Linked DNA regions of Homo sapiens: region 2 is linked to region 1. The links are chromatin contacts, found by Hi-C in ENCODE. All regions are on one chromosome and are shown on one strand. Each heading gives the region's core, a stretch centred on a gene start or an enhancer-like site at or near the end of the contact. The rest is flanking DNA. Distances are from core to core; before and after follow the strand shown.

Evidence for each region. A loop is a pair of places that touch in the nucleus more often than their neighbours do. Pooled maps may share reads with other maps.
Region 2: a loop to region 1 is called in a map of Caco-2, with 3 times the contacts of the local background. The contact joins two enhancer-like sites. A Hi-C loop is called at or near these places in 4 of 168 maps with a recorded cell type or tissue (Caco-2, Right ventricle myocardium superior, chondrocyte and 1 more) and 4 of 50 pooled maps.

Annotation. Positions count from the first base shown.
Region 1 is chr15:60,518,927-60,524,067 of GRCh38, reverse strand. The region is part of intron 3 of RORA (RAR related orphan receptor A); the gene reads left to right. The region is part of intron 3 of RORA-AS1 (RORA antisense RNA 1); the gene reads right to left. Among named protein-coding and RNA genes, the nearest start is that of RORA-AS1, 42 kb to the right of the region's middle. Within about 2 kb of position 3,152, at least 5 of the 41 ENCODE cell types and tissues checked have a DNase peak (open chromatin) inside an H3K27ac peak, as active enhancers do.
Region 2 is chr15:61,048,576-61,053,466 of GRCh38, reverse strand. The region is part of intron 1 of RORA (RAR related orphan receptor A); the gene reads left to right. All of the region lies in intron 1 of LOC107984805 (a long non-coding RNA gene), which reads left to right. Among named protein-coding and RNA genes, the nearest start is that of RORA, 180 kb to the left of the region's middle. RefSeq lists a silencer at 3,344-3,503. Within about 2 kb of position 1,851, at least 2 of the 41 ENCODE cell types and tissues checked have a DNase peak (open chromatin) inside an H3K27ac peak, as active enhancers do.

The DNA.
Region 1 (5,141 bases), core at 1,903-4,402:
CTTGAGTAACTGAGGGAAAGATGATGCCTGTCACTGAGCAAGAAAACACTGGAGAGGACAGCTGGGAAACAGGCTGTGGGTCATTCTCTTCTAGGTCGGGTGCAGTGGCTCATGCCTGTAATCCCGGCATTGTGGGAGGCCTAGGCAGAAGGATCACTTAAAGCCAAGAGTTCAAGACCAGTCTGGGCAACAAAGCGAGACCCTGTCTCCTCTACAAAAAATTTAAAAATTAGCCAGGCATGATGGCATACACCTGTGGTCCCAGCTGCTGAGAAGGCTGAAGTGGGAGGATCACTTGAGTCCAGGAAGTTGAGGCTGCAGTGAGCCGTGGTCACTCCATTGCACTCCAGCCTGAGTGACAGAGACCGTATCTCTAAATATATATATTCTGTTCCAGAAAGTCAATGGGGGCTCTAGAAGGCCAAACCACAACTTTGGGTGAATGCCTATCCAAAGTCAGGGGGAAGCATTGAAACAACGTGATGGAGAGCTGGTGACACAGCAAGGATGAGGCTCAGGCCAGCCACATGCTGGTAAGCTGTGAACAACTGGCTCTCTGGAAAGCAAAAAGTGTCTATCTGTATGTAGATAACTTTGGTATCTATCTCATTGATATAATTTCACATAATTTTCAAACAATAATAAAATATACAATATTCTTTATTTTAAATTTCATATAGACAAATGATTCTCACTGAATGCTCTCATGATTTTTGCTGAACTCCTACATCTATCTGCATGGTTACAACTGAGGAAAGACTAGTTCCAACATGAATGTTGGTTGATATTTTGTTTACATTAATGACTAAGAAGGGAGTGAAACAACGAAGACATTTTGGAACTTCATTCATTCGCCAACAATGACATGAACCACTTCCTTGCTGACTCAGTTAATAGTTTTCAAATACCAGAAGAACATTTCTTCCACTTTTTATGTTATTCACAATGGGAGCACTGGATATGATGTACTGTTAAGTTTAATCTGCATTATTATAATTTTCATCAGTTTTTTTTTTTGTGTTTTTTTTTTGAGGCAGAGTCTCGCCCTGTTGCCCAGGCTGGAGTGCAGTGGTGTGATCTCGGCTCACTGCAACCTCCGCCTCCTGGGTAGCTAGGATTACAGGCACCTGTCACCAAGCTTGGCTAATTTTTGTGTTTTTAGTAGAGACAGGGTTTCACCATGTTGGTCAGGCTGGTCTCGAACTCCTGACCTCGTGATCTGCCCACCTCGGCCTCCCAAAGCGCTGGGATTACAGGTGTGAGCCACCACACCTGGTCTTTTTTTTTTTTTTTTTTTAAGACACAGGGTCTCACTCTGTTGTCCAGGCTGGAATGCAGTGGTACAATCATAGCTCACTGCACCCTCAAACTCCTGGCTCCAACAATCTTCCCACCTCACCTTCCCAAGTAGCTGGGACTACAAGCACATGCCACTACACCTGGCTAATTGTTTTATTTCCTGTAGAGACAGGGTCTATGTTGCCCAGGCTGGTCTCGAACACCTGGCCTCAAGTGATCCTCCTGCCTCAGCCTCTCAAAGTATTGGGATTACAGGCATGAGCCACTGCATTGGGCCATCACCTTCCTGCCTCAGCCTCTCAAAGTATTGGGATTACAGGCATGAGCCACTGCATTGGGCCATCACTTTTTAAATCTAGACAATAAAGCAAAATAATAAATCAAACCCTGATCTGTAACATTTGCCAATTTCTGTGGTGTAAATAATCCCACCAATGGCCATTTTCAAGCCACCCGACCCGCTCTTTCACAGAATACAGAGTAGGGAAGGGATGCACAGCATGGTATAGTATTTCCACCTTCAGATATAAGGATAATTGATGTAGACAACCTGAAGAACATTGATAACAGTAAAATAATCATTAAAAAGTAGTTAATTTTTTATGTCAGGAATGCATCAGTTAATGTGTAATAACAGATTTAATAACTAGCCTTAATAACAAAATTCCTGACATTTTAGCACTCAGCTCTTGCAACCTGGTATGAGCCTTCTCCTAAACACCATGGCCTCTGTCCCAGTTTGCCAAGCGCCCATCTAATGGGATCAGTGAAAAATTCATAGTATACAGTCATTTTTTTTAAAGAAAAAGTATTAGGGAATAGAATTTCCAGAGAAGGTAAGACACGTATCAGAAATAAAAGCACAAGGCGTTTTGAAAAGCTAGGTGAAATAAGGGAGGAACACTGGAGAGATGTCTTTGAGACAGTAGGAATTGAAACAAAAGGTGGATATGTAGGGACTCTGTGTCAGGAAATCGAGAATGTGTGACATTGTTTTGTTTGTCCCACAATGAAGAAGATACATATAAGTAAGAGGGCACTGGACTTAAAATCAGGACAAGAGATTGAGTCCCAGCCATGGGACCTTGGACAAGTCATTTAACATTCTAAACTTCATTTTTGTTTTTGGCAAATCAGAAAACTCGAATCAATCTCTGGTTCTTAACAAAAGGAAGTCAAAGTCTTCGGGGAGCTTTTAAAAAATATTTACTATAAAAATGACAATTGTGGCCAGGTACGGTGGCTCACGCCTGTAAATCCGAGCACTTTGGGAGGCCGAGGCAGGCGAATCACGGGGTCAAGAGATCTAGACCATGCTAGCCAACATGGTGAAACCCTGTCTCTACTAAAAATACAAAAATTAGCTCGGTGTGGTGGTGCACGCCTGTAGTCCCAGCTACTCGGGAGGCTGAGGCAGGAGAATCACTTGAACCCAGGAGGCAGAGGTTGCAGTGACCCGAGGTAATGCCACTGCACTCCAGCCTGGTGACGGACCAAGACTCCGTCTCAAAAAAAAAAAAATGACAATTTTTTTCTTTTTTGACTTATAAAAATGGGAATTTCTCATTGTTCAAACTACTATGTATGCCTGGACGACATCGCCAAAAGTTTCTGGTTTGATATATAGTTCTGGTTTGATATATCTAAGGTGTATCTTTTAAAAGCTCTGTGGGTGTTTCTGATGCATCACCTATATGTCAACTGCTGTACCTGATAATCTCTCAAAGTCTTTCAGCACCAAAGGCCTGTTTGTTTTATTCTAATTTTCTATTTGCAATAGCTGCATGGTAATCTGCTGCCACTAGGTGGTGGTAGTGCGCCACAGTCACACTAAACGTATACTACCTGAAATGTATCATGGTGGCTCTCTGGCTCAAGCTCACCATGTTTGTAAATGAACATCTCCATGTATTTTAACATCCATAAAAAGTGAACTTTTATGACAGCCAAGTAATTTGTTAGCTTATCTTTTAGAAATAACAAAATTGCCAAATTATGTACTTGATACCTTTCCCAGCTCACAACTTCAGCACTTTTTTTTTACGCCTCCTCAGTTCCACCCAAAACTCCATGCCCTAGTTTTGTGCTTCCCCTGCTCTCTGTATGACCTCCAATCCCTGGAATTCATCTCTCAGCTCACTCACTTCCTAATCCTTTTGCAGGATTTCTCCCCAATCAGACAAAATCTATCTCTGTACTTAGAAACACACTACTTCTACCTTGAGGTAGGAAGGTACCTACCACACTTTCTACTTTTCTTCTTCCTCTTTCTAATCCTTCTTCCTCTTATGTGTTATTTAACTCTTAGTATCTTATCTGTTTAATTTTCCAAACCCTTAATCCTCTGAGAACCCCGCCCCCCAAGGAATACTGAAAAGAAGAGGTTTTTAAAAAGAAAAAGAAGCAACCCAAACCCTCATTCTTCCTGAAATGCAAAGTTCAGTATTCGTCTGAGTCATGGAGGTTTACTCACCCTGTTTCTCCCTTCTCAGCTCTCACCTTATAACCCCACTTCACCTCTCGCATCTGATATTTGATAGTTCTCCTTGTGGGTATGACTCTGTTGACTTAATCCAAAAGAAAGATCGCCTTTCTGGTTCTTAGCTATGCCACTCCCAGAACTTTTCAGCAGGCATTTGTTCAGCTGACTTAGTTGAGGTATAAATGATGCTGTAGAGAATAAGGTGTGTCTGCTTGCGTGCCTGCTTTCCCCAAATCCTCAAAACTGAGACTTCCAAATAAGGGTAATCCTCTTCCAAGCAGATAGTGTGGAAGCTGGACATTGGTTCGAGCCACAGTGCCACTGCTCAAAGAACATACGGAATGCTTCATGAGTTTGCCTTGCAACTTATGGCATAATTACACAGACATCTTTAATGATAGTTATTCTGTGCCCTTGCAGTAAGTTTCATTGTTTGTTTGTTTGTTTGTTTGTTTGTTTAAATGAGCTAGAGTGATTTAGAAATAAGGTGAAGCAAATGGGGCAGAATACTTCTGGTCAGAAATGAGGAAAAATGATGGACTCATGAGACTGATTTTCTTATGTGACTCCTAATCCAGATCAGGAGGCAACTCCAGAGAGAGATTTTTGTAAAATGTCTGGGCGGTAGGAAGCTGGGTCAGCTAAAGGTGCTAAAGTGAGGGAAAACACTAATTTCAGAGTAGATTGCTCTTGCTACTTTATTCTGCATAACTTGTTTTTTACACTGCCTAATTTAATGGTTGCCCCATATGAGAACAACTAAGGAGGAATTCTTTTGACACACAAGAGAAGCAGAAAAACAAAACAAGATGACAGTGTAAGTTCTGGAGTTAAACTATGTGAAGTCATATCCTGGCTTTACCCCATGCTACAGCGAGGACTCTGAGCAAGTCACTACACCTCTCTAAGCCTCTGTTTTTTCAGCCTTAAAACCAGGGGAATGATAGGATTTGCCCAATATTGCCCTTGTCACAAGTGAATGACACAATCCACATAAAGCATAGAGTGCCTAGTATGAAGTCAGTGCTGTTTTAATGGTATTTGGGATTTGTTTTAATCAGGTACCATAAGACACACAGATCTGGAAATGACTGTCATGAAGGAAGAAGTTTGTTACACAGTAGTCCCCCCTTAGCCTCATGGGGATGCCTGAAACTGCGAACCTTTTAGATACTGTTTTCTCCCATACATCCAGACCTGTGATAAAGTTGAACTTATAAATTAGGCACAATGAGAGATTAACAACAATAATAATAATACAGAACAATTATTAAAATATACTGTAATAAAAGTTATGTGAATGTGGTCTCTCTTTGCTTCCCTTCTCTCTCTCAAAATATCTTAATATTCTTTTACTGCA
Region 2 (4,891 bases), core at 602-3,101, 530 kb before region 1:
CCGTGCCTTCTCGCTGAGCTTTCTCTGCTGCCCAAGGGGTTACCTGTGTGAGGCCTAATTACATCTGGACAGGCAGGCGGCAGAGACAACCCAGGGCCTTTGTCCTTTTTGTCAGTGTGAGTCAGTAGGCTACCATGGAGTCTCCCGGGAAGGGGGTGGGTGTTGGGGGGCAAAAGCCTGATTTTTGTGTTCAAAAAAAAAAATGTTTTTGCAGCTGACAGCTGTATGCAAACAGTAACAGTACATTACAATGAACACCTTAAAATATGAGGAATCAAGACTGTTGACTTTGGGTGAAAAGCGAGTGATTCAGGACCAAGTGATTGAGTAGCTCCGATCAGGTCTGGTTTTATCTCTTCCTGATAACACAGCATTGGTTGTTACAGGGACAAAAGCAGGAGTGATGTATTTGGCTAAATCTTTAATCAATAAAATAGATTAAGGATCATGAATATGGAGTTTTCTTTTCCCCTTAGGATACTTTACTTATACTGTGCTACAATTTAGTCCCAAAGCACTTTCAGTGAATTAGGAAAAGCTGTCACTTCCTTAATCTTGTACCGGCGAACAGCTAGGTCAGCGAGGTACAGGCTGGACACTTTTGTGCAGGGTACATCCAAGCCAACTGTACGTGGCATGCTGCTGAAGTTTTCATCTTCGCGTCTTTCTTCCCTGTTGGTCTCTTTGTACCTCTTTTCTGCTTTTGTCTTATTGATGAACTGTATAATACCAATCAAGAGTGCATGGAAATATACTATTACTTACAGTAGAAACAGTCAGTGAGGGAACCAACTACTCAGTCTCAAAATGCGCTCTCAGAATATCTGGAATGTTTCCCACAGAATTGGTGATGTGTAGAAACAGGCTGTCTTTGATCTGGTAAAGCAAATCCATTTTCAGAAGCTACAATCTGATAAATATCATTCATCCTCCATTTCTCTCCTGGAGTGATGTTTTCCTTTCTTACGGAAAACACATAGCCATAGCTTACTTGTATCAGCATCGTACGATACTAGAACCACTACGCGAAAGCAGTGTCAGTGGCACCACTGGAGTTAACTGTAATTCAAAGGAGCAAAAGCATTACGTATGAGGCTTTCCCATCCTGACTTCTAGAATTCTAGCTTTCCAGTGGACCTCTTGCAAGGAATCTGAAATAGAGAAAGAAACAAAAATATGTAGTATAATTTCACCAGAGTTTTTCCTCAACCTTAATAAGGCTTAAAAGGCCTTTCCCTCCACTGCTGTGTTTGGGAGTGGAGGAGAGTTCCTATTAAATGAAAACACTGATCATTCTCTGTGTGCATAAGCTGCACCCACATAACACTAATGGTTAGCACCTTTAACTCTTGCACTCTGGGATGTAGGACAGATCCTCACCAGGCATCCTCTGTCTTTTCTGTTTCTGACTGCAGACGATAGCATTTCTATTTAGTTTAGAAAGCAGCAGGTGCTGTGTGCATAAGACTTCCAGGCTGCACAAGAAAGCAAGCAGGTTATTGCAGCCACAATAGGATGTAAGAGGAGGTGCACCCTCCCTTTCTGCTGAAAGGCAGAAATGGAGGAGGGGAAGTGTCTGTTGTATGTTCCTTGGTAATTCGTGCTGCAGAGTTGGACTGCTCCCTCTTAGCTTGAAGACACTCATGTCCCCTGAGGCTCACGGGAATGGTCAGTGAGGCCACAAGAAATGTTTTGAAGCCCAGGCGGAGACTTCAGATTCCTTTGCATGTAGAAGTGTTGGCCAAAAATAGCAAATACCAGTCCTTTCCGAAGCCTCTCCCACTCTCTGGGATGCAGACAGTACAGGCAAGCATCACTAGGTGGCACAGCTGTCCTGGTGTCTTACTCTCATGGAGCCACACTTAAAACTGCTGTGGGATGCTTTGATGAAATACCCGATAGGATTCCTGTCCAGAAGGTGCCAATACAGAGCATTCAGGTCAAGTGGAGGATTCTTTTCGCAGGGGATCACTGGATTGACTCTAGGAGAAAGAGAAGCTATGCATGCCGCAAACACCTGCACACCACCATTCATCCTGCCCAGGCTGCTGCTGAGTGGAGCTCAGGCTTGCAAGTTTGTGGATCAGTGTGCCCCACAAAGCGTGCTTATCTCTGCCTCACCCCCTAGGGGGAGTGGGGATAGGGGTAGTGGAAAGTAGGTAGCCAGCCCCTACTTTCTGCTGTTCCCACTCCAAAATGTACATATTTGTCAAAACCTTCCAGATTCCTTCTGAGTGGAGGATGTGGCAGTATCACCTTCTGTCTACCCTGAGTGCCTCACTCCCCTCTTCCTTCTGCCATCCTTCCACACCCTGCTCAGATGCAGCCTTCTGAAGATCAGTCCAGCCCACGATACCCTCCCTGCCACCTGAGGTGCCATAGCATTACGTTGTGTGGTTGTTGAGTCAGCAAACATGGGCTGTGTGTCAGAGCCTAGAGAGCACTACCCTCTCCACTACTTCTGTCACCTCTGGGGAAATGCAGAGGATATATGCTGCCCCTAAGCAGCAGCCACTATAACGTGGTGGTTAGCTGACCAACAGACTTGTTTTGGCTCTTGTTCACCACCTACTAGGTATGTGCTTTATTTTAATAAGTTAGTCAACCTAAGACTTGGTTTCCTCACCCATAAACTGGGATAATAATAGTACCTATTCATTATGATAAGAATTAAAGAGCAATCCTTCATGGAAAGCAACTGGGATGGTGCCTGGCACATAGTAAGTGCTCAATAAAGCAGGTCTTACTCTTATCGCAGGAGAAGGTATCACAGCCAAGACCAACCCCTGACTCTTGTGACTCTGCGCCCTGTGTATGTTTTACTCTTACACATGCTTGCATTCTTTCTACTATGCCATATTGCCTCCTCTTAGTGTTTAGAACATCTCTTGCCCCCCAGTTGTTTGTGCCTTGAGTTCTCTTTTTCACAAACTAGCTTGGGAGCTCCCTGAAGACAGAGACCATATAGAATTACACAGTGTCCTTCTACTTTATTGTCACGATGCTTTAAGAGAGTTATTGACTGTAATTATTAAATTCTAACCATGGAAAACTTCTCAATGTTGACTTTAAAAATTGTTTGAAATTTTTTAGAATTATTGATATCATGAGTGAAGTAGGTTCCCAAACTATATTTCAGAGGACAAAGTTTGTACACGTTTTCCGTAAAGGGCCAAAGAGTAAATATTTTAGACTTTGTGAGCCACGGGTGCGTGTCTCATGACTCATCGCTGCGGCTGCAGTGTGAAAGCAGCCATGGACGGCATGTACACAAATGAGGTTGGCTGTGGGCAGTGAAAATTTACGAAAACAAGCAGTGGCCAGATCAGACCACATGGGCAGTAGTTTTCTGACCCCTGCTCTAGGAGGTGATAAAAAGTGTTCAGGGAAATGGGTTCTGTGGTCATATCAAACGTGTTGGCTATATATTGATTTGAGTCATCTCACTGCACAGCACTCATTACCATATTAAAAGCCTCTGAGAAGTCCTGCAGTTAAGAAGTACTTGGGCCGAGTGCCGTGGCTCACACCTGTAATCCCAGCACTTTGGGAGGCTGAGGCAGGCAGATCACTAGGTCAGGAGTTCGAGACCATTCTGGCTAACACAGTGAAACCTCGTTTCTACTAAAAATATGAAAAATTAGCCGGGTGTGGTGGTGTGCGCCTATAATCCCAGCGACTCAGGAGGCTGAGGCAGGAGAATCACTTGAACCCGGGAGGCGGAGGTTGCAGTGAGCTGAGATCATGCCATTGCACTCCAGCCTAGGCGACAGAGGGAGACTCCATCTCAGAAAGAAAAAAAGAAAAAAGAAAGAAAGAAGTACCTGTAGCTTTGTCTGACCTATAGTTTCCCCACTTCCGTAAGTGTGGAATATATTGTCCATAGCCTATCAGTGCGTTAACATCCTGCAGACTGGTACTCCTCATGCTACCAGTTAGAAATGCTGGATTTTTTTATGTTGACTCACAAAAGTCCACCTACTGTATTTTTTATGGTAGCATCTTTGCATTTATAGTATTATTATTTTCGTTTGAGGACATGGACTTGTATGATCACTGAATTCTGCAACTTTGTGTTTGTCCACCGAAAGAATTTGGCACCTCATCAGAAACGAGCCTCATGCATTAAATCCAAATGGGAGGATGTTAGACGGGGGGATATCACCATGCTCATCTCTGTGCTGAGCTCCAACGTAAGTGGGAGTTCTGAGAAGCCGTGTGGTTTAATACATCTGTCTCCTTGGCTGCTGTGCCAGCTTTTCATGACAGTGCTTTTCATCATCTGAAACATGTAATTGCTTTTGACGACAACAAGAGAATTGTGGCAGGAGAACTCTCCGCAGTTTCCGAAAACACTGAGCCTCCAGCATTTCAGGTCCAGTCAACTTCAGCAGATGTGGTGTTGGGACACGAGGGTGTTCAGATGTGTGGGGGTGTCCAAGGGGGAATGATTCAGAGCCACTGCCTCAGTTTTTAAAGTAAGGATTCGTGGATAGTCTTTGTCCCCAGTACAAAGGCATAGCGGAAAACCAAAGTGGAAGATGGTGTGGAGGAAGAGGTTCAAAGGTGATTTTGTTTTTTGCATCAGGATGATCCTTGACTGTGTCTGAGGCCAAAAGTAAGTCTTGACTCCCATGAAACTCCAGGAAATGGCCGGCACTTGAAGAGCCGTAAAGAAGCAGCCCAGACCTCACTCTCCTGCCAGCCCCTACTTAAAACCACCCCTTAGGCTTCCCACACAGATGAGAATTGTTCAGGGGGACTCTATGGGTCCTGTTGGACTCGACGTCAAAGTGTCCTGAGTCCTGAGCTTATGACATTTCTACAACTGCACACAGCAGCAGATAGTCCCTGTCAGGCAGAATAATCGGAAACAGGCTGGCTTCTCCGC